Regions from separate parts of the Mus musculus genome. Here region 2 is linked to region 1. The links are chromatin loops, found by intact Hi-C in ENCODE. Cell type or tissue: left cerebral cortex. All regions are shown on one strand. Links, peaks and the distances in the headings refer to the core of each region. The heading gives the core; the rest is flanking DNA. Region 1 holds the start of Gm24200 (a small nuclear RNA gene). Region 2 overlaps Gm31847 (a long non-coding RNA gene).

The links. Hi-C counts contacts between places; a loop is a spot of excess contacts. Peaks named below come from ENCODE experiments on the same cell type or tissue, not always from the same donor. Only the 100,000 strongest peaks of a DNase experiment are listed, where the experiment ranks them.
Region 2: it touches region 1 in a loop (7-fold over the local background); 2 of 42 quality-filtered maps call a loop at or near these places.

The regions. Positions count from the first base shown.
Region 1 is chr9:94,272,534-94,284,895 of GRCm38, forward strand. It overlaps Gm24200 (a small nuclear RNA gene), which reads left to right and starts at 11,963; the gene lies at 11,963-12,119. In left cerebral cortex, for the core only: no CTCF peak of the experiment used is centred there; a DNase peak (open chromatin) is centred at 6,514; H3K27ac peaks cover 351 bases.
Region 2 is chr9:93,984,959-93,997,320 of GRCm38, forward strand. All of the region lies in intron 2 of Gm31847 (a long non-coding RNA gene), which reads right to left. Among named protein-coding and RNA genes, the nearest start is that of Gm39401, 11 kb to the left of the region's middle. In left cerebral cortex, for the core only: no CTCF peak of the experiment used is centred there; DNase peaks (open chromatin) are centred at 6,364, 7,473 and 8,092; H3K27ac peaks cover 1,849 bases.

The DNA.
Region 1 (12,362 bases), core at 1,515-9,514:
ATTCCATCTGGCTCGCTTATCCCAGGACAGGACTTGTATGTCAGTCTTTACGCTGATATTGCTTTGACCTGTACTTGATGGCAGGCAGCAACTTACAATCATGATCAGGGAAGGAGATACAAAGGATCCCCTGTACCCGGTACTGGCTACCCCTTAGCTCCTATAAAAGGAAGTCCCTTCTGTGTAACAATTCCCTAACATCAGCCTGCAGATACACTTGCACGAATGAGGAGATATCTCAGGGAAACTGAAGTCTGAGCTCTTCTCTATCTCTGGAAGCACCATGGTCTATCATCAGAATCATAGGTGTCACCTCCATCTCTCTACTGAAACACCAAAAGCCTCCCATGGCTTTTTTCAATTGAAACCACTTCTGAGTACTTTTTTGAATAAATTTGTTTTCCTTTTTGGAAGGCTATTATCATTAAATAAATAAATAGGATCCAAATACATTTTATTGTACCTAGGCTATAATACAAAATGTCATTTTATATTTCCCTATAAGATTATGTAAAATAGCTATTCATCTTGATTTTATTCTCCCAAAGAAATTCCCATGCATGCACACAATTATACATATATGCACACATGGAAAGGACAAGGAAAGAGTCATTTCATCCCTGCATGTAAGTAACACTGTGTTTTAAGGGCTAGGGATCAGACTGAAAGGTCCAAGTCTGCTCATGGGGCACTTGACTCTGGGTGCACTCATTATCAAGTCCCTAGCCCCATCAGCACCTCCATTGAAAACTGTAATAAGCTGTCACTAGTCTACTAAAAATTCAACCCTTCAAGTTCTATTTTTAAATTAATATTCTTCTAATTTAATTGTCACTGACCTTTACTTCTTTAGAAATTTCCAGCAATTCTAAGGCAAACTCTTTAGGTGTCCCACCAAACTCACACACAGACATTACAAGAAACTTTGGACATTCCTTGGTTGTGTGCATTGGTGCTCTTCAAAGAAAGCAAAAGGAATGTTGACCAGCAATAAGTTTTTTCCTGTGGTCCAAGGGGTCAACCTACTGCATTTGTATTTTTCTACAATTTCACATATTTCTTACGACAGAATGTCTTTTTAAAGAAAAAAATTATTCATAAAGGGTTTCAGACAATATTAAATGAGATGAAAAATATTCATGGTGGATAGCTAAAGTACATAATACATCATATTTTTATCTCTTCAGACACTCCCTGCTCTCCCCCAAATTCATGTTTGCCCCCTTTCTCATTACTTGCACACATATTTGTGCTTATGTGTACATATATTGCCAAATATAACCTATTGAGTCCATATACTGTTAATTGTATTTATGTATTCAGGGTTGATCATTTGGCACTGGGAAACAGTTGGTGTTCTCCAACCTTCACTCAGTTGCCTGTAGTTTTCTGTGAAGGGTTGAGACCTCATGGACTATCTTGCAAGCAGTTTGGAATGTTCATCGTATCTTCCTTGTTCAACTCATGGGCAGTTATGTTAGGAAGACCTTACAGGTATAGGTTCTAATGTAACTAGGAGGCGCAACTACATCTCAAAGTACCTGATCCTCTGAATGGTACAATCATTCTGCCCCTGTTTACAATGTTTCCTGAGTCTTAGGGTGGGGCTGTTTTGTCATGATTCCACTGGGACTAGGCTCCAGAACTCTGCATTTGACTAGTTATGGTTTTCTGTATTGGCCTCTATCTGCTGCAAAGAGACGTTTCCTTGATGAGAGGTGAAGTCTATAGTTATCTGTGGATATTAGGACAAATGTTTGCTGGCTGTTATTGGAAGATATATTAGGTTAGTAAATTAGTGATTATTCTCTAGCTGATTTCACTAACACTGATTAGTTAACTAAATTTGTTAGGCATGGCATCCCCTGTTTCAAGTGGGTCTTAAGTCCAATTAGAGAATCATTGGTTACTGTCAAGGTATGTGTGCCACTACTGCAGCTGTAGGACTATTAAGTCATATTGGTCATTGATGTAGTTCATAGACATTATAACTGAGAGAGAATTTTGGTTTTCTCTCTTCTTTGGCTGTGTGAATGTCACCTTGAGACTTAGTCCTCAAAGAGTAGATATTCCAGTCAGTTCAAGTTCAGGGGCTTCTGGGCCCTGTTTCTGAAGAGCATGGCATCTTCACCAATACAAAGATACCTTTTGTCGCTTAGGGACATCCTAAGGCATCAGCTATAGGCTGTATATTTTGGCAGTCTTTTAGACGGTCCAGGCCAACAACTCAAAAAACAGAATCTCATGTTTGGTATTGAGGTTTTTTGGTAAGGTAGTCTTTATCTCTTGGAAGTACCTTTAGTTGAGATAAGAAAAGTTCATTAAAACTATAAAACTATATGTGGATATCTATATACTGATTTATATGTGTTTTACTTATTTTAAGTTAATAGTTAATAGAATAATTCTTTGTGGATTTTAAATCAGTCTATATCATTATTTTTCCAACCTACCTTCTTCTCTTCTATTTACCGACTCCTTCATCCATAAGGAGTCCCTGTTTTTCCACTTCTACCAGATCAATTTTATTCTGCTTTTCCTCTTAACCCTCCTCCCACCTTCTTCAGCATTAACCACCCTCTTCCCTAAGTGGCTTCCCCTTTCCCAGTTCCCTAATCAGATTACTTGCAACCTCTCTATTGTTCCTCAACTCCCCTATCTTGGCAATGTTTTATTTTCCTGGTTTCTATAGTTGCTCAGGCTATGTACTCACATCTGAATATTTGAACCAACAATTGGAACAAACAATAAGAGAGATTATGCACTGTTTGTCTTTCTGGGTCTAGATCACTCACTGTGATCTTTTTCAGTTTTATCCATTTACCTGCAAAGTTCAGGGTTTCATCTTTCTTTACTGCTGAATTAGTATTTCATGCTGTTTATGCACCACCTATGTTCATTTTTCACTTTTAGGACATTTAAGCTATTTCCATTTCATAGATATTGTGAGTAGAGCAGCAATGAATATGTCTGAACAAATATCTAAGAGTAGAATGCTCATCCCTTTGGATGTATGTCAAGTACTGATATGGCTGGGTCATATGGTGTGGGAACTAATGGGGGTATTGGGGAAAGAGGGAGAAGGGAGGAGCCCACATCCCACCAAAGTTCCTCTTATGCTCTGGGAAGGCAGACATGGGAGGGCTGCCAGATGCTTTCCACTCAGCCCCAGGTGGGCATCTAAGCCACTAACCCCACTCAACAGGGGTGAATAAGGAGCAGCCCCCAAAACCAGGGCCCCCGGGGTGTAACCCTAGGCCCCGGAGTTTCAGAAGAGACGGCAGAAAGAGAGGTTCTCACACAGGAGAGAGTCCTTAGTCTGGGCCTTGACTGGAGCACAGGAAGGCCTTCCATTGGGAGAAATGACTCATTAGGAGAAAGCCTATCCCATCATCCAAGCACAGCAGGCCTTGATGTACAGAGACAGTCTATGGTTTTAGAGCTTTATTGTAGAAAGGCAGGGAGAAAGAGAGAAGGTAAAAAGAGAGAGATCAGCCATGGCCAAGCAGAGAGAAGGGGGAAAGGAAAGAGAGAAGAAAGGCTAGAGCAAGAGGGAGAGAGAGTGAGAGGAGAGGATGTGGAGAGGAGAGGAGAGGAGAGGACAAGGAGAGGAGAACAAGGGAGCAAGCTCGAGCCAAGCAGCACCTCTTATGGTGGGCTGTTATCTTTACTGTTGCTAGGTAACTGGGAGGAGTTTAGCCTGAAGGTCAGAAGCTTGGGACATTGTCTACATGACTACTAGTCACACATCTTCTGTGGGGGGTGTGGGGGTGGTAACTTCGACAGGAGCCTTGAGTCCAGGAGACATGAGGGAACGCCTACCATGCCATGTAGGTGAATTATCACCACTCTGGGGTTCAGACCTCAGCTCAATTGGAGACCAGACTGTCTGTACATACGGCAATGCCCAACAATATGGTAGATTTATTTTAGGGTTTTTTTTTTGATAATTCTCTACACTGATTTCCATTGTGGCTGTAACAGTTTGCAATCCCACTAACAGTGAATAAGAGTTACCTTTTTCCCACATCCCCACCAGCATTTGTTGTTGGTTGGTCAACTGATCTTTGCCATCCTAAGTGGGGTGAGATAAAATCTCAAAGTTGTTTTGATTTGCATTTCCTCTAATTGCTAGGGATGCTAAATAGATAGATAGGTAGATGGATAGATAGATAGATAGATAGATAGATAGATAGATAGATAGATAGATGATTGATTGATAGATAGATAGTAAGATGGATAGATAGTAAGATAGATAGATAGATAGATAGATAGATAGATAGATAGATAGATAGATAGATAGATAGAGATAGAGAGATAGGAAGAGAGATAGAGATGGAGATACAGATGTGAAACTCATTCTCTCTTCTTTCTCCTCTTCCTCCTCCTCTTTCTCCTCTTCCTCCTCCGTCTTTTCAGGTCTTTGGTCATTTTTAAAAGTGGGTCTTTTTTATCCTTTGTGTTGAATTCTTGTATACTCTGAAAACTAACGCTCTGTAAGTTCTGATAATCCCCATCTGAAATACTTAAGTAAAAGTTAAAGTGAACTACCTAAGCACAGTACATCAGCTAGATGGGGTATAACAAATTCATTGGGTTATTCAACAGAATTTGTGCAAAATTAAAGTGCCAAGTGCAGAGGAATTCTGTGGAGTCTGAAGAGGAAGAAAGAAAATTGTGTCCAACAGTAAGATTGGATGCCATAGCCATCTGGATGAAGCTGGTGGGGTGAGCGGAGGTTAGGAATGTTCAAACAGCATTTGGAGCCGTGATGAAATAATTGCTCTTGAATAATTTTCAAAACACAAATAAAGAGCTTCTCATGAGTCCTGGGAGGGTGATTATCTGAAGGTGGAATATTCCTGGCAGAGTACAATGTGGACTAAAGCTAAGCAAGCAAACAAACAGAAAGCAAAATCAAATTCCGCAAACTCATAATCTCAAAATACACAGAAAAGGGGAGAGAGAAGGTGATACATTCAAATCTCTCAAAATCCTCTGAAATACTGAGACACAAAAAAAGAGCTTCTGGACGTTTTCTACTGTTTCTTTCAGACACTTCCAAAGATTTCACTCATGTCCAAATGACCATGGTCACCCCAGCAGTCTGGAAGTTTTAGACCATGAAAGCACCTAGGAACTGTGTGAAGAAACAAGAGGAACAGCTACTGTAAGCAAGCAGATAGTTATGTCCAGTTTCCCTTAAAATCAGCACCTGGAAATAGCTTCCAAGCCTAATGGATTATTACCATATTATTAATAAGAGCAATATGTAACAAAGGCTATTTCAAAAATACCATTCAGTCTTGAAGAATGTTTTACTGGGTAAATATGTTACAAAAATGAATGACCTAAGTAACCTTATGTGTAGCTCTGTACTTATTAATATATATTCAAATCTATTCTGACTATTTCTGATTGCTTATTGGCTAGTGGACAGTAATATTATCTGAAAAAGTTTTATATGTTATATATGAAAAGGATGCATATACTTTTTTAAAAACTCCATAGATATCCTAAAAAGGAAACATGTCTACTTCGTCAACTTAGCTCAGGTTGTCTATCAAAGACCTATACACTAAATGGCTGAAGCCAACAGTCATTTACTTCTCAAGTTCTAGAGGCTGGAAGTGCAGGAGCAAGGAGCCAATCTTCTTAGGCTAGGTTCTGGTTAAAAAAAAAAAGAAAGAAAAACACTCTTGGTGACATAGAAATAGCTGCCTCTTCAACTTCTTCACTTCAACTTCTTCACATAGTGTCAAGAATGAGCTCTTGTCTCTTCCAAACTCTCATAAAGATCTAGAGCCATCTAGAGAGCATCACCTTCAAGACCATATTGAACTGTGACTACTACCCACAGCTCACATACCCCATAAACCAAAACCATTACATGAATTAAGCTGTAGGGCTTCAACACAAATGTCTGAAGGAAATGGAGCGAAAGATTTAATCAATTTATATGACATTTAGATATAGATTTGGACTTTTTAACAAAAAAACTGAAACAGGAATATTCTGTAAACATACATCAAAAGTAAGAAAAGTGTTTTAACTTTAAAAGTAGGCCATGAGGCATCTTTCTGAGTCCTGAAAACCATATAAGAAATGTCTACAATTCCTGACAGCACTGGATAGAATGAGAAGAAAAGGAGAGCCGAGTTGCCATTTGGGTCTGCACTTAAGGACACATAGCAAAACACAAAGTTACTCAATTATACACATTTCAGAGAAGCAGAAGCGGAGGATACCTCTTAAGGAGAAAATGACCATCTCTTGCTGCATAATATAGGGAACTATTAGCATGAAGAAATGCCTGCCTCCGTCGTGATGAAATCCTGATGAAATACTGCATCTCAGGACAGCTCACTCTCCAGAACAATGTGAAATGGACCTGTGTGCAGAGGCTCTGTGTAGGTACCTCTGCCCTCTTTAGCTGCTTGTTGAAAAGCCTTAGCACAGACCTGTGATTCACTGGAATGGCTGTGCAAGTTGCCAGAATAACCTCTGAGAAGCAGATGGTTGAGAAGGCTTCTGTCCAGATGCCAGAACCCCATATGCTTGCCAATCTGTGTTTCCAGCATGCACCATTATACTTAAAATCATATTTTTCCTTTTGCTGCCATGTTCACTCTAGCATAATTAACAAGGTTCTAATATTTTTCCTTCCAGAAAACAAGAGATGCCTCAGTCTGTTTGCCTTGTTGTTACAAAAGAGTAAGAGAAAAGTAAGAGCAAGATGCCCCAGACCTCCAAGCTAACCAGCAGCTTGACTATTTTTGGGTTATCTTTGTAAAGCATTTTTGTACATTTTTATTTTGACTGTGCCATTATCCCCTCTGGGCTTTCCAAGCTCCTTAGCACAGGGAGGAACACTTCCTGACTCCTTTAGGAGTCTACCAGTAAACAGAACAAAATTGTCAGCAAAAAAAGGAACTCATTTTAGACATTTCATTTCCAAGGGCCAGAAAAGTGTATGATAAAGTTGTATATTCTCTACTTGGAAACAATGGTTAGGCTTCTTAAGCCAACAGTATTCCAGCTCCAAGACAATGAAAAGTTTGGGGCCATGTCAAAGGCTGAACTTCTACTGTATGTTAACAGTATATGTGTCTTCAGTGATCAGCACCCATATCATTGGGAAAACAAATTATTTCCCAAGACCAAAATGACTGACTGCTTTGCAGCTCAGAGACACTATTGCTTAGAAATAAGCCCTCATAAGGGTTACATTTCCTATTGAATTATTTACTTGCTGCAGGTCCAGGGTGCTCACCTGCTCTGAGCTCTAACACTATTGGATGTTGCAGAGTAACCTCTGGGTTATGGGATGTTGCCCAAAAGTTCACAATTCTTCATAAATACACAATACACCAGCATAAGATTCTGATGTGGCCAATCATTATAAAAAAATTGTCACACTCCTCCTATAATCTAAGTAATTTGAGAATTACATCTATGTGTCACAGTTGAAGTAAAGTACCCATAAAGATTCAACCACTCAACAAAGAAGAAATTAATGTTGTTTTCTGTGAATATTTTTGAAGTTGTAGAGTGATATGTTGACTGTATTACTAAATCTGAAATAGCATGGTGGGTTTTCTGGTTTGATATGGGAAGGCAGGATATTTAAAAAGAAGAATATTACATTGAGATATGTGAGTTTCATTCTGCAATTCAAAGCTAAGCATTATGACACTTTAATCACCATTTAATCATCAAGTCTGGGAAATAATGATTCCAGTCAAAATAACTTTTAAAAGTGTTCCTCCCATTCATTAATTCTTTCTTTCTTTTTTCTTTTTTGTCTTTTTCTTTTTTTGTCTGTATCTATGTCAAGAATTAAGCAGGGAGAGAAGAAAAGAAAAAAATTATGCTTAGCCAAAATGGGGCAGATTTAGAGATTTTTCTTATTTGAGTAGATAACATTTTTGAGAGAGTCTGCTCATTGGGCAATATTTAAAGGTGTTTAGTGTGGAGAGCAGTGTTTGTCTCAGTCTAACACAAAGTCAATGTTAGGGATGAAAATTAATGACAAAGAGGGAATACATCACTTCTGCCCACATGCGTGTCCTGCCTCCCACTCTCAAGTTTACACTAAACTTGGTTTCTTAAAAGCAAATAAATTAAGCCAGGTGTGGTAGCACATGCCTTTAATCCCAGCACTCAGGAGGCAGAGGCAGGAGAATTTCTGAGCTCGAGGCCAGCCTGGTCTACAAAGTGAGTTCCAGGACAGCCAGGGCTATATATACAGAGAAACCCTGTCTCGAAAAAATCCAAAAAAAAAAAAAAAAAAAAAAAGGAAATAAATTTGGAAACAATTTCTTTGCTAAAAAAATTGAAGCTGAAATTTGGTCAATCTGAGATGTAAACACTTTAGTCCTTGAGCGCTTTGTCCCTTGGCATTTCTTCTTCCCATGAAAGAGATATAAAAGTTGGAAAAACAGATGGTTTAAAAAAAGAAAATGAAAAGAAAATGAAAGAAGGAAACATTTACTTTGAAGAGTTAGTATTAAAGAGACAACCTCGATAACTGAAAGTTGAGATTGCCTGAAAGTGAAGTTTCTGCAAAACAAATAAAAGGATCAGCAAAGAGAACAGGCAGCCGACAGAGTAGAGAAAAGCTTTGCCAACTATACTGCCTTCAGGAAGAACTCTAGATGCAAGACACGGTAAAAGCAAATTGTCCATTATCAATGTATGTGCTATTTAATTAAGTAGATAGTACTCCCAAAAAGAAATAGATATGGATAATAAATATTTGGAAAATAATTGAACAACATTATGGAAATACAAACTGATTTTGGATTCTGTCTGAGCCTAGTCAGAATAGCTATCATCACCAAAAGAACAAATAAGAAGAGACCTATATCAGGCTCCTGTCAGCAAGTACTAATTCAATCCATCTTAGAAGGGGGGAACAAAACACCCATAGAAGGAGTTACAGAGACAAAGTGTGGAGTAGAGACTGAAGAAATGACCTTCCAGAGATTGACTCAGCTGGGGATCCATCCCATTTACAATCACCAAACCCAGACACTATTGTGAATGCCAACAAGTGCTTGCTGATAGGAGCCTGATATAGCTGTCTCCTGAGAGGCTTTGCCAGTGCCTGACAAATACATAGATGAAAGCTCACAGTCATCCATTGAACTGAGCCCAGGGTCCCCAGTGGAGGAGAAAGGACCAAAGGAGCTGAAGGGGTTTGTAGCCCCATAGGAGGAACAACAATATGAACTAACCAGAACCCCCAAGAGCTCCCAGGGACTCAACCACCAACCAAAGAGTACACATGGTGGGACTCATGGCTCCAGCTGCATATGTAGCAGAGGATGGCCTAGTCGGTCATCAATGGGAGGAGAGGACCTTGGTCCTGTGAAGGCTCTATGCCCCAGGGTTGGGGAGCAAGTGAATGGGGGAGGAGATAGGGGATTTTCAGAGGGAAACTGGGAAAAGGGATAACATTTAAAATGTAAGTAAATAAAATATCTAATAAAAATAATAATACTTCTACAGACCCAAAGAATAAGCTAGCACACCACCAAGATCCTTGCACATCCAAATAGCTATTACCATACTATTCACACTATGCAAGGCATGGAATTGGAATTAGCCTAGATGGCCATCAAAGTATGAGTCAATAAAAGAAAATCCATAGTAGAATTTAATGTCGCTGTAAAGAAGAATAAAGATATGACATTTATAAGAAAATGGATGGAAATGATGATCATTATATTAAATGAAATGAATTAGACTATGAAAAGGGAAATATCAGGTTTCCTATCATATGTGGAGTCTAGACTATAAACAAAGAGATCTTTGTGAGGAAGTGATAGTGCTAAAGCAAGGAGCAGGGAGAACAAGAGAGGATCATAGAATATATAGAGCATGAAAGCAGAATTGGGGGTGTCTTAGGGGAAGGAAAAGGACCAGCAACGGCTGAGGATGGGGAGAACAGTGGGAGTTAAAGGACAAAGAAAGTGATGCAACAAAACCCATTTCTTTGTTTACTAACCGAAATAATTATTTAGAAGGTTTTTCAGTAGATTTCAGGTAGATATTTTAGCAACATGCACTAGTTTGCCCTTCCTCATGACCATAATGAAAAGAAAGAAAGAGAGGGGGGGGGAGGAAGGAAGGAAGGAAGGAAGGAAGGAAGGAAGGAAGGAAGGAAGGAAGGAAGGAAGGAAGAGAAAGAAAGAAAGAAGCCTCTTTAAGATAACTATGAAAACTAAAGTTATTTTCCTGAATTCCCAATAATACAAAGTACGGTTATAATTTGTAATAGGTTAAGTGGTATTTAAATTTGCATTGAAAGGACTTTAATGTGTAGCAGTTTTGAACAGTAATTGATTGACAGAACTTGGACGAACAAGGACTTTCAAGACCTCTGTAATCATGTGACGGTTTTGTGTCCAATTTCACACTCAATAGGCCATACGTTAGGATACTTTTTGGTGCTTGTGAAAATAATTCAGTATCACCAAAACAGGCAAGGAAAGTACAACTTTGGTATACGTATTTGTTTATAATACACTGTATTTAGAAAGATCAGATTAAGTCATTGAAATTTGAAGGAATTACTCAACATATTATTTGATTTTATTTGGTCTCATTTTTAAAGTTAATGCTCAATATTCTCTTTCTTAAATACAAAAGCGTAGGTCTTGATGTGCCTTGTCCTATGTAATTTTGCGTTAGTTACTCTGATGATAAGCATGAGCATGTCCTCCAAGGGCTCTGACAATTTGAAATCTTAGCCTTCAATTGGTGTCAGGTTTTGACATGTTTAGGAGGTATACTCTGTTTGGAAGAGATATGTTATTGGAGGTAATGTTTAAGAGTGTAAAGATTCATTGCCTTCTTTTTGATTTTGTTCTTCCTCTTTCTTGCTTGTGTTGGACAATGTTATTATTTAATTGGTGATACCTCTGCTCTGTTGTCATGAACTGTTGTTATCTGGAACTTTAAACCCCGCCCTCACCCCTACCCCCCCAAAAAAAACTCTTCCTTGTATAAAAAAAGAGAAAGAAAGAAAACAATAAACAAAGACAATCCTTCAATGAATATTTGGAGTCTTGCTGTTTTCACATCCCTTTCCAAACAATAAAATATGTATATACAAGTCAGTGCAGGGTCACTCTAGAGTATACCCAGAGCCATGTTATGTCCCATCTCACTGAGAGCAGACACTCAGACCCTGGAGAGGAGATTGGGTATTTCCCTTGTAGAAAGCCTGATATTAATCATGGTTTCTAGTATGTAAATGAATAATCAAATGCAGACATGAGGGAGTGAGAAAAAGAGAAAGTGTGAACTTTTGTGTGTGCTTGCAGCAGCCCACAGCAAGGACCCATGGACCACTCCGCAGCCATTTGGTGAACATCTGCTCCTACAATGCAGCTGCTGAGCAGAGTATCACAGATATGTGGGTTGTACTCTTTGACAATCAATTTGCAGTTTTGATTAAGTGAAAGACCAATTCAAAAATATGTATGTGTTCTTTAGAAAATGGGGCGCTAGTGTCGAGGATATAGAAAAGCAATAAAGCATTTGTCTGGCATGAATGAGGCACAGGTTCAATCCCTATCACAATGAAAGTGGAAAATGAAAAGGAACACAAACACATAGCTAAGTCAATACTCAAAACAAACAAACTAGTCATACCTAGCTGCAGATATACACAAGATTCATATTTTTAACTTCTGTCTCAGAAAGTAAAACACTTCAGTACTAAAGTATTTGATAAGAGTGTAGAATTGCTCAAGATATCTGGTGTTTTCAGGATTCCCTATCAATATTTTTGGCAATTCTCCCAGTAAAGCTAGTGATACGTTATCTTTACTGACTGCAAGAAACTTGTATTAAACCCTTGGAGATATTCCTTCAACTTCAACACTTGTCAAAAATTGAATATAATCTGAACTGCAGAAAAATAGGTGTTTAATTGATGATTCACTATAAAATACTTACCTGGCAGGGGAGATACCATGATCATGAATGTGGGTCACTCAGGGTGAGGCTTATCCACTGCGTTCTAGATATGCTGACCACTGACATGTCCCAGATGTAGGAAACACAACTGCATAATTTGTGGCAAAGAGTGATTATATGAACACTCTCCCCTGTTAAAAAATAATCCATCACAAAATTGTTTCTTCATAGATAATAGCTATAGACATCTAATTAGACTATAGATCGGTAGTCATACATGGATCATATACATTGCTGAAACTCCATATCTTAGACGGATGTTATAAATGATTATTGATATATGTACATAATATGTCCACCGTGAAAGTAACTTCAAATACATCTCATTGTGACTTCACAAAATGCTCCTGCATGCTTCAGATGGGCTCAAA
Region 2 (12,362 bases), core at 2,989-10,988, 290 kb before region 1:
CAAACAAATGTCAATTTATTATTGATACAATTTAGGTTAATTTAATGAAAACAGAAGATCACATTTAGATAACTGAGCCATCTTGCTGGCTCAGTGAATAAATGTGCTTACTACCCAGCCTGAAGCCTGTGTTTGATCCCAAGTGCCTACATGGTAGAAGGCAAGAAAATGACTCCTCTTTGCTCTCCTCTACCCATGCTTGTAGAAAAGTGTATGTGTTTGTGTGTGTGTACTTATTAAATAAACAAATTTAAAGATATATAGTTAATAAAAGAGGCATTCAATTGTTGCATTTGTCTAATGATGACATATTATGATAAAATTTTAGAAAAATGAAGATCAGGATATTTTTAGGATTTTTAAAAATGTTTCATATATAGAGGTCAGCATATATGAATAATTATATAAAGCTGTTTTATTTTTGCTAAGTATCTTAGTAGTTTAAGCAATATTTCTAAATATTTTTGTTTTCTTATATCTATAGGATGGGAAAGAATTTTGAAAAAAGTTAATATTCCTTAGGGTAAATTTTCTTAGATTTTTCTGTACTTTCATTGTGTATTTTTTTCATTTATTCATTTCAATAAACCTGAGATATAAATTTAAATCCTACCTCTTTGAGTTATGAATAGTAATAGATATCAATTTTAAAGTTTTTCTCCAGAGAAGCAAGAAAATGAAACAATCTGATCCGATTAGAAGTTAATACTTTGTGAAATAGTTATGAGCATATTTTATCACTAGCAACCTTACTGTGTGTTTAATACATTCAGTGTGATCCACAGCTTGTAATATATTATGTGGAACTGATCATCTTCTATAAAACAAAGGACCTTTCAGCAGTCACTCATTTTGTATGGTATCTTTGACTACCAGACATTCTAAACGACAGGAGTAACTCTCATCTGAGAGTGTATTAAAAATCTCATGAGGAAACTTTGACTTATCCCTCCCATGGACTTAATTGCATGTATCTCATGGCTTGGAGTGAGTAAATTCAGTGCTAAGGAAGCCTATCCCTGCTTTAAAATTTTCATATTCCTAAAGGAATAATTCTTGCCCCAGTCTCCTGAAGGATAAGGAAATTCATACACAAAATGATCATGGCATGATTCCTACTTTCTGTTCAGAATGAGAGCCCAGAAAAATCAAAGTAAAGATTGTTTCAGTGTCCAGTTGGGTGAGCTACTGAAAAATTGTCATTGCAAAGCCAACAACGTGGATGTTACTGCAAAGCGAACAATATAGTTAGGGACTAGAAAAAGCCTTGATCTTGGAGCTCTTTATGCAGATTGTGGCATCTCTGTAGTCCAAATCTTTGTTGTTCACTTCCTTTCTATACTGTTGTTTGGGACCCTCATTTTTTCCAAGATTTTGTTCTTCGTATGGCCTTTTGCCCATGTCCTGTTACCACATAAGACTTCTGAGCCCTTCCTCTTCCTGATGCAAATGTTTAGAGAGGAGAGATTTTGGAGGAACCTGCCAAAAACAACCATCCAGGATATCAAGAAAATGTCTTTCCTTGGTTAAACCTATCCTCCCTCTCTCAGGCCTCTGACTAAGATGGAGTATAGTTTTACCTTTCTAGAAATATCTTCATAGACAAGCTCACAGGTGTCTTACTGTGATGATTCTTAGTCAAATGACATTGACAATGAACACAGTAAATAATGTACTTTTGGAAGAAGGTTAAATGAACATATATGTAATATGTAAATAGATTTATATATTAGGATAATATAAAACTTCTTGTAAGCAAAAGCAGACAGAATACTTTGGTATTCACTAGGATCTGTTAATAGGACAGGGACTCTATACGATCACTTTTTACAAACAAATAGATTTGGGCAGGTTCTTTAATGTCTCCTTAAATTCTCTGTACTAGACAAATGCAGTTGACCACAATAGCCAATATTGTGATTCCTCAAAGTAGATGAAATTATTCATCCCAAGACCTATAGAGGATGATCAGCCAGAATGTATCCTATAGAGGATTGTCAGCAATACTACAAAGTAATGAAAAATGGCAGAAATTCAATATTAGAAGATAGAAAGGGAACACTGCTGATTTATTATTTTCCCAACAACCTTGTTTGTATTAATTATTCTCTGTTCAAGTTACTATGTAATAAGTCTAAAGTCCCTTGAAACACAGCTGCTAACTAACATCTAACCATCCTATTTTGGCATTAGGGCCACAAATGGTCTAATTTTAAACTCTCTTTTTGTCTTAATATATGTCCTCCACCGTTGAACCATCCTTAATGTAAAAAGTCAGACACGAGAGCAATGCCCTTGTGAATAATGTTTTTGAGAAGGGTGAGGAGTAGTTCTCTCTCCACATTTTATTTAAATTTTTCTGAGCAAGTAAGTTCATATATATCTTTTTAAATGCAGTGAATATTTAGTGATTTTTTTTCATATTTGTGAAACAAAATTTGATTATATAACCTACATATCTAAAGAAGTAATGTTGACTAATTGAGACAAAAACTTACTGGAGTTCACAGTGGAAAGAAGGTAAACAATTATTTGAAATTATGACATGATTAGTATTCAGTATCTCTGGAAAATTTGCTCTAAGATCCCTATCAATGCTGAAAAAACTCAGATTCTCAAGCCTCCAATGTAAAATTGCATATTTGCATATAACCTATGTATGCCTTCTGACATGTTCAACAACTGTATCTAGATGGCTTACAGCAACATGCATATTATGACTATGGAAACAGTTGTATACTACTTTGGAAATGATAGTGTGAATATTGTCTATACATGTTCTTAGAAATGTAATTTTTCCCAAATAATTTTGTCGGTCACTTTGCAGGACTCATGCATGAGAGACCTATGGATCCATATGGAAGGCTAGCTATATGGCATATGTGTGTGGAAGAAATGGCTTTAGTTGTCTCTACAGTAAAGGGAAAGACTTTATCCAAGGCTTATAGGAAGACGGTACTTATGGGTGAGGAAAATCTTGCCAAAGAAAATATTATTTGAGTCACAAAATAGAAGTTAGTAAGATGAAGAAGTTGTCCTAGTTTGTTTTATTTTGCTGTTATTAAATACCATGATGAAAATCAACTTAAGGAAGAAAACGTTTATTTTCCTTACATATCCCAATTTCAGCCCACCATTGAGGTAGGCAAATCAGGCACTGTAGCAGGGCAGGAACTTGGAGACAGGACCTGAAACATACAGCATGGATGAATACTTCTAACTGGCTTGTTTCCAAACTCACATTTACCTCCTCTTCTTAGGCTTCCCAGTACTACTTGCCCAGGTATGGTTCCACCCACATTGAGCTGGGTCCTCCCACATCAATCATTAGTCAAGAAAATGCCCTCCGGGTTTTCCCATAGGAACTTCTGATAAAGGTGTTTTCTCAAGTGAAGTTCCTTCTTCCCAGACAAGTTGGCAAAAACACTAACCAGCATAGAAAAGAAGGAAGAGCAAACAACAACAAATCAAGAGCTGTACCTTAGAGCCACCAACTATCTTTAGGTAAAGGAAATAATAAAGTAGTCTTGTGAGTTATGGGAAATTAAAGATGAATAACAGGTTTGTACAAAAAGCTTGGGAACTGATGGAAGAGAAGAATACTATCAGGGAAGCCTTGAGAATGTATTAAAGAGCTTGAAGCATGGTAATGGCACAATCAAATAGTCTAGTTTTAGAAAGATTATTCTTACTATAGTATTGAGAGTGACTAAATATAGGGATAACCATAGTTATAGTCTGGACAAAGTCTATTCACTTGTGCTAAGGGATAGTCTTGGGAGACATAAGAAATAGAATCAGTGACCCTTGGTGACTCATCCACAGCAAAGATCCATGCTGAAATGAGAGTCAGGTTGTGCTGAGTCTTCTTGTATGATTCCTAGATTCTGGCATGGTTATCTGTGTTGATGGTGTTGGAAACAGTGGCTATTAGGGTCAGTTTAGGCTTATAGAGCAAGATGCTGATGTGAAGAAGTAGCATAAGTCACCTAACATATGGCTGACACTAGAAATCCTGGGGTTATGAATTAGCATGGAATTGTTGAGACTGGATATTCAGGGAATCTCAAAGTAACAGTGAAATAATCTGTCATGGAACTCTCTTTGGCAGAGTGCTACTTTTGTATGGTTCCAAAAGTCTTGATGTTAAGGACTTTTGTTAGAGCCTATATGTGACAACCTCCATATAGACTGTATGGCAGTCTGTCTGTGTGTCTGTGACTACTTGCTTGTATTTCATGTGTACTGACATGTGTCTGGTTGCCTGCTGACATCTGCCTGCACAGTGGTCCTTGTAGTAGGCTGCCTCCAGAGTGAATAAATGTTTTATCAGTCTAGAACTACTTTAATTCTATTCAACCTTCTGACTTCCAATGAGTTTCATTTACTAACATGGGAGCATAGACCTCACAGATAGTAATACTGCTCTCTCCATATATGGCAAGCATAGGTTTCCCATATTGGACATTAAATTCAATTTTGCACAAGCTGATGTGAATGTAATAGCATATGTGCAAAAGAAATAATGACTACGTTTACAAACATACAGGCTTAAAGCCAGGCAAGATTTTGATCATGTGGGAAATATCAATATCTATTTTCTTGTTGATGCAACAGGAATTATTAAACACAGTAAGAGAACTAGAATGATACCTAAGCCTGTTATTTAAGAAACCAGTAATATCTTTGGCACCTAAAAAGATACTGTAAAGGAGCAACCATAACCACATGAAGAAATCCAGGTAAGAATGTTGCCCTGGAAAGTCTAAGAACACACAGTGATAAACTGTGTAAAACATTGCCAGTCGCCAAAGCTATGAACACTACACAGTATATTTATCAAAAAGGATGCTAGTGGCAAGTACTATGAGAAATCTGGGACGTCAGAAATGAAATCGGCAGGTATTATGTCTTTTACTAAATTTTTTCTGTGAAAAGGAGAGATAAAAATCAAACACGTAGAAAAAAGAAAATGAGATACAAGGAATATTACATTTCTGAAAAAGAAGAAACTCGATAAGTCTGATAGAGCGCATGCAGGGGAGAAAATAAACTTATAAATCTACAATTATAGGGAAAGGTAAGATCATCAATGTCCCTAACAAAATAAAATAAGATCCACAGATATAATGAAAAGATTGACTGGACCAGAACAACCCAGGGTTTACAGCTGGAACAAGACAGAGGGAAGAATGGGGAGAGGTGGAGAGGTGGAGTGGAGCTTGGGGCCTTAATGCCAGGAGCTGAGTGGTCCCAACCAGACAGTAATGGTGCTGGTAGATAACGGTGCACAAGGAGGAGAGGAGAGTGAATTCAGCGATGGCTGGAAAACATAAAAGACAAGAACAAGGGGTTTCCAAAATACTCAACAAAAACTTGGAAAACTGAGTTGGAAAGCAGAAGCAGGAGGTGTGGCCCCCAGCTGCTTTAATTTCATATTCCATTAAGTTCTCAAGGTCAGTGAAAGAAAGTACAGGCTCTGAGCATAAGGACTGGCTTGGTGGAACAGCACATGGGAGGTAGACAGTGGGTTTGAGGGAAAGAGCTCAGAAGGCAGTGTTTTGTGTGGTTCATTTTCCACACAGCTATGTTGGCTATAACTGTTGAAAGCATTGAATGTTGGGAGAGATGAGCAATACCCTGTAAGTGGCCAGGGATCAAGGAGTTGGAAAAAGGGTGTCAGCTGACTCTCAGGAACAGCAGGTCACTGATGGCACTTGAGAGAACACTTAGAGCACTGAACTGTGTCACCTTCTGCTATGTTTGTGAGGAGGTTCTCACCCAGTTGAGCGGGGGACTTTGTGTGTTTGTAGGAAATAGTGAGGCATCTAATGGCTGAAAGAATGTCTATGGAAAGAAATAGACAGAATCTGTGTGGTCCTGAAATTCATGGTCTGAGCTCCTGGGAGAAGCTGATTACCAGATGCATACTAATAGCAGAGTCCCAGAAGGAAGGTCATTTTGAAAAGATGGGTCGCTTTAACGATGCAAATAAAATTGTATTTTTATCTACAGCCTTGAGTTTTCAGTTTCAATCAGTTCAAATTAATCTACGCTAGTCTGCATGTATAATGGACTTAAACTGCTTGTGTTTAAACTCACAACAAAAGCATCGACTTTACATTAGGAAGCATGAAGCGAAGAAACACTGACACGGGGGATGTATGTTGAAAATGTTTCCACAGCCTATATAAACATTAACCTGACACCATTTTCCAGCCATTTGGAAAAAGCCAATTATTTCCTCCTCTTTCAAAAAAAAATTAAAAGTCCAATGTGGAGACTATTTTGAAATCTGCCTTTGCCTTTTCCAAACTAAGCTAAGTACTGCAAATAAAGCTGGATCTTTTCAGCTTTTTAAAGAATTTTGTCACTTTCCTCCTTGCTGCTGGATGTGCTAAAATGCAAGGCAGAATTCTTTTGTGCCTCTAAGGAAAACTCTGGTGCTAATCTCAGGAGAACTGTGAAATTTTTACATTTGCTCAGTGCGAGGTAAAGACTTTTACCCATTTCTTCATGCTCCTTTCCTTTCCTTTCCTTTCCTTCCCTTTCCTTTCCTTTCCTTTCCTTTCCTTTCCTTTCCTTTCCTTTCCTTTCCTTTCCTTTCCTTCCCTTCCCTTCCCTTCCCTTCCCTTCCCTTCCCTTCCCTTCCCTTCCCTTCCCTTCCCTTTCCTTTCCTTTCCTTCCCTTCCCTTCCCTTCCCTTCCCTTCCCTTCCCTTCCCTTCCCTTCCCTTCCCTTCCCTTCCCTTCCCTTCCCTTCCCTTCCCTTCCCTTCCCTTCCCTTCCCTTTCCTTTCCATTCTTTCCTCTTCTTTTTAAATTTCCTTCTTTCTTCCTTTCTTCCTTTCCTTCTTTCTTCCTTCCTTCCTTCCTTTCTTTCTTTTCTTTCTTTCTTTCTTTCTTTCTTTCTTTCTTTCTTCCTTTCTTTCTTTCTTTCTTCCTTTCTGGGTTTATCCCATGAAAACTCATTAACTGGAGTATCATGAGAATATGAGTTTTCACTTACAGCTTTTTTTTTTTTTTGGTTTATATTTTGCAAATTCTTAACATATAAACACTCTAATTCTGACTCCAACTGAACTTACTAAATGTTGAGAGTGTTGTCATGATACTGTTGCTTCAAGGCTTGACTCTACAGCAGAAAAACTGCCTTACAAATTCACAATTCCCTTTTCAGCCTGCAAAAAAAATGCATCCTCGTGGAAGATATGTATTTTCCTTCATTTTGGAAGTTAATGTCATGGTGTCGATATATAAATAGTATGAATTTTCTGCAGATTATATAAGGACTTCTTGGTGTTTCATATTAAAACGTTTTCCAGGCTTTCTAACTTCCAGAAATGTACCCAGTGAATTTCAGAATTGCTTGTAGAGAGTTGGCAGTATAGATTTGTCAGGAGCTATAAGCACTAATAAAAATAGAGCTGCTAAAGGCTGCCAGTCTCCAGAAGGCTTTGCCAATCACAAATATGGAGGAGTGTGGTAACATCACACTTTTCTGTGGCTCATACAGTTCGCACTTCAAGCTCTCACTTAAAGAAATGCCTCTCGCTTAAAAAGCTTTCCCAAAGGGTATGTTCTCCCAGCTCTTATTTCTCCCATCTCAAGAGCCAGAACCCTGACAAGATTCACTTGGTATTATTGTATAAACCAGCCAATTGACCCAAGTCACAAGTCAAAGCTAGATATTGTGTTACCAGAGAAAGCAGAAATAGTACAAGGATATTGTTGTGTTTGGTCTTCTCTGAACCTGATGACCAATACTTAGGAGGCATGACATCACTGAGAATGAGCCTAGAGCAAGAACAATGGTTTTATTCAAAGCAGCAAGGAGCACCGAAGTCTTTTAGAGCTTTTCATCCATCCTTCAATTTTCCTCCCCTCCACATTTGCTTGACTGGCCAACCTTTTCTCCTACTGGCAGAAACAGCTTGGGGTTTCTTTCTTCTTCAGGTGAACCTGTTCATCATATCTACTATTCTTCCTTTATACTTAACATACATTTACAGTCATGTATTCATTTACATTTATAGCCTTTCAGAGACTTTGTGAGTTTGAGCTTCACTTGCAACAGCCTCTATCTGGTAGGGTAGATGTTTCCCAGAACTTTTTAAGGAATGAAACACTCTAGTGCTTCAGCACTTGGACATCTTCTGTACTCAAGAATTAGTCTGTCCAAGCTCTCAGCCCACACCCAGGGAGGTATGCATTTAGCTACTGGTCAGCACGTGACCATGATGATGCCACCATTTTAGGGCAACTCTAGGGCCAGTGTATTTGGGAATGGCTCTGAATTGTCTTGCTGAAGCTGCATTCTACCAACTTTTCATAGGAACCAGAACCTGATTCTTTTTTTAGGTGGGGTTTGAATTTAGGAAGACATATAACTGGATTTTCATCATTAATTAATTTATTTTATTAATATAATTCACTTTGCATTAGTAAAATATTGAATTAATGCAATTCACTTTACCTTGGAATCACAGGTCCCTTCCTCCCCTCCCAGTCCCACTTTCACAACTCCCTTCCTCCTACTACCCACTCTGCTCCTCAGAGAAGGAGAGGTCCCCTATGGGTACCATCAAGGTGTAGCAGGACTAGGTACATCTTCTCCCACTGAGGCCCAACAAGGCAGTCCAGCTAGAAGGAGGGGATGAAATGGCAGGCAATAAACTCAGAGACAGCCCCTGCTCTAATTACTATGGAACCCACATGAAGACCAAGCTGCACATTTGCTTCAAATGTTTAGGGGGCCTAGGTCCAGGCTCTTTTGCTGGTTGTTCAGTCTCTGTGAGTTACAATGGGCCCAGCTTAGTTGACTCTGTAGTTGACCCTTGTGATGTCTTTGACCTCTCCATCTCCCTCAACCCTATCCCTACTCTTCCACAAGACTCCCTGAGCTCTACTTAGTGTTAAGATTTGGGTCTCTGCATCTGTTTCCATAAGCTGCTGGATTAAGCCTCTCGGGATGAAGCCTCCCTTAGTTATGCTAAGTTCCTATCTGCAAGCATGCCAGAGTATCATTAATAGTGTCAGGAGGTTGGCTCTTTTCCAGGGCATGGGTCTCATCTTGGACCATTCATTGGTTTGCCATTCCCTTTGTCTCTGATCTGTCTTCATCTTCATCTCAGATTCTATTTCCTGGGTAGCAATAAAGAGATTGATTAAACATTGATTTCTCAAATAATGGTTACAGATATTAAATGGAAATAGTATACCTCTCACTAAACAGATGATAAGATAGTGTACATTGATTGAATGGAAGGCTCTGGCAAGGGATGGTGAAGTGAGAAGCAAGCAACTCATTCAGTGCTGCAGAAAGCACAACAGTTAAATTAAGGAATTACCATATGTTTTCACCAACACTGGTTAGTTGACAAGTTACATTCTTCCTTCACTCTCAACCCCTGTCTAAGTTTATATTGTTTTTGTTTGTTTGTTTGTTTGTTTAGGTTTTACTGGTGAGGATCAAATCTAGGGACTTCTACATGCTAAGGAAGTACTACCAGTGAGTCATATTCCCAGCTAAGTATATTTTCTCAGTGTTACATTAGTCCCATGCTTAGATTCCCATTAATCATCTGAAATTAATATAGAAGACAATTTTCACTACTTCCTGTGAATATTTTAAGCACAATGAACCTTGGATAAAAGCATATAACAGTGAATATTATTAGCATCTTTTCTAATGTTGGTTCCAAAATATAATTAACAATACCATCAAGTAACAAATCATTAAGGTAATTAGTAGGTAAATTTGGCAATGGCTAGTCCATAGCTCTCATTTATAAGGTAAAACAGAAAGATAGAAGGCAATGGAAAGATTTTCAAAATATGTGCACTTGGAAATTTCCTGGTATCTTTTCTTATAGAGACTGTCTCAGATGAAGACACCCATAGAGCTAAGAGTCTAGCCAAGTCTAGCTCAATGAGTCAATTGGTTTATTAATGTTGTTTGTAGAAGCCCTGGTGGCACAAATGCTGTTCCATCATTACTTTATGTCCTGAGCAATTTATGGGCATGTATACTGGTGAAGAGTCCCTCCCATTGTATACCACATGCACAGCTTAGGAAGGCCTTGCCATTGAGCAGTGCCTTATGGAATAGAGGGGTAGATACATTATCAAAAAGTGGTCTCCCAAGTCACCATCAGTCAATTGTTTATCTCTTACATAATCTCAGTGAGCAAAGGGGACTTGTAAAATAGAATTTTTGGAAGGGTTAAGGCCTGTGAGACACATAAGAGGGAATGTTAATGGGCCTTATCTCATAAGGGATTGGACTGAATGCTTTTATGTGTCAACTTGACACAAGTTGAAGTCTTCAATGAGGAAAGAGCCTTGGTAGAGAAAATGCCTCCATGAGATCCAACTGTAAGGCATTCTTTCAATTAATGAACAGTGAGGGAGGGCCCAGGCCATAGTGGCTAGAGCTACCCCTGTGCTGGTAGTCCTTGGTTTTATAAGAAAGCAGGCTGAGCAAGCCAGTAAGCAGCTCCCTCCATGGCCTCTGCATCAGCTCCTACATCGAGATTCCAGCCCTACTTGAGTTCTTGTCCTGACTCTTGCAATGGTGAGGTATGATCTGGAATTGTAAGCTGAATAAACCCTTTCCTTCCCAACTTGCTTTTTGGTCATATTTTTTCCTCCCCAGGAATAAAAAACACAACTAAGACAAGAGTTATATGTAAAGGATTAATAATACTCCAGTTGTCTCTCCAGTTCCCTAATAGTCTTTAGGATCAGTCTCAACCATTTCCAATGAAATGATGCTCCAATGATGTACCACAGTGAGCAGGAAGCAATTCCTCTTTGGTTTCTTGCTTAGTAAATATTTGTCACTGGTGTTTTTTGGTTCTGTCAGGCAATAAAGAATAATACTTTATTTACTCACTGTGATCATATGTATCCATAAATACTTTACATGAACCACTTTAGTTTTATATTATTCTTATATTTCTATATGAATTTAAATTTTTCAGGTAATCTGAATGTTAAAATTACTTATCTGATTTTCCATGATGCCTTAAAAAAAAGACACAAAATTTTAATACTATGAAAAAATCCACTATAAAACATTAAAAAAATCATTTGATAGTATCTAAGTGATTTAAAGAAAATAGAATTTCAAAATACAAAAACAAAATACAAACTAAAGCTTATGAAACAGGGAGTCCATTTTCACCAAAGCTCAAATAATATGAGATAGAGAAAACTTATTGTCTCACTTCATCTCGGTCATTTCCAGTCATTTTACACAACTCAAGCAACAGGTGTTTCAGCAGTACCACTGAGACCATGACTCTACAATAAGCATGAAGGCCAGTTGGAACAGACGTTTGTTAGTTTTTCTCCTCAGTGTGATAAAACACCTGGAAAAATAACTTAAGGAAAAGATAACTTGTTTTGGCTCACAGTGTTAAAGGATACATTCTTTAACATGGCTAGAAAAATGCGGCAGCCAGAACTCCTCATTCCTATGAGGTTGTGGGAGCTTACTTATGTCAGAATAGTTAAGAAAATAGGGATAGGACCTGCAGTGGGACTAGGTTTTATATTTGTAAACCCTTTACTCCTTTCTGTACCCCAGCACCTCACTTCCTCCTGCTAGGTCCTACATCCTAAACTTTCTATAAACTCCCCATACAGCACCACCAGCTAGAAAACAAGTGTTCAAACTCATGAGCCTGTGGGAGATACTGTGCATCCGAACTGTAACAGAACATTTGCCAAAAAGTCTATTTTTTCGGACTCATTTATCCACACTGCTTAGAAGCTTCTTGGACAACACATATTTTAATAATGTTTTGGGACTTAAATTGTTCTATGAAAAGTTCGATCTCAATTTGGAATTATGTATTTTTTTTCCTGGTACAATTCTATTTGCATGCAAATTAGCATTCCCACAATACAACTGTATAGCTCATGCCTTAGAATTTTGACAAAGATATTCCTCCCATAGCCATGTAAGAGAACCCTCTTGCCCATTTACATGTGTCAAATATAAATAAGTTGTTCCTACAATATCACCTGTGTATCCCCAAACAAGTTGTGCAACTTCCCAGTGCCTCAGATTCTTCATACATTAAATGAAATAATGAAAAATACTTATATTATTTAGATGTTACAAAAGTTAGATCATATAATGCAAATCAATTATTTAAAAATACATAAAATAAGCCTAGAAAGATGACGCAGTCACCAAAAACATTTACTGCTTTGTAGAAGACCCCAGGATTTAGGTTCTAGCACCAACTTGGCAACTTATATCCATCTGAAACTGTAGCTTCAAGGGCTTTGACTCCTCATGTGACTTCTAAAGTCTTTTTTCAATATACAGAAGACATGTACACACACACTTT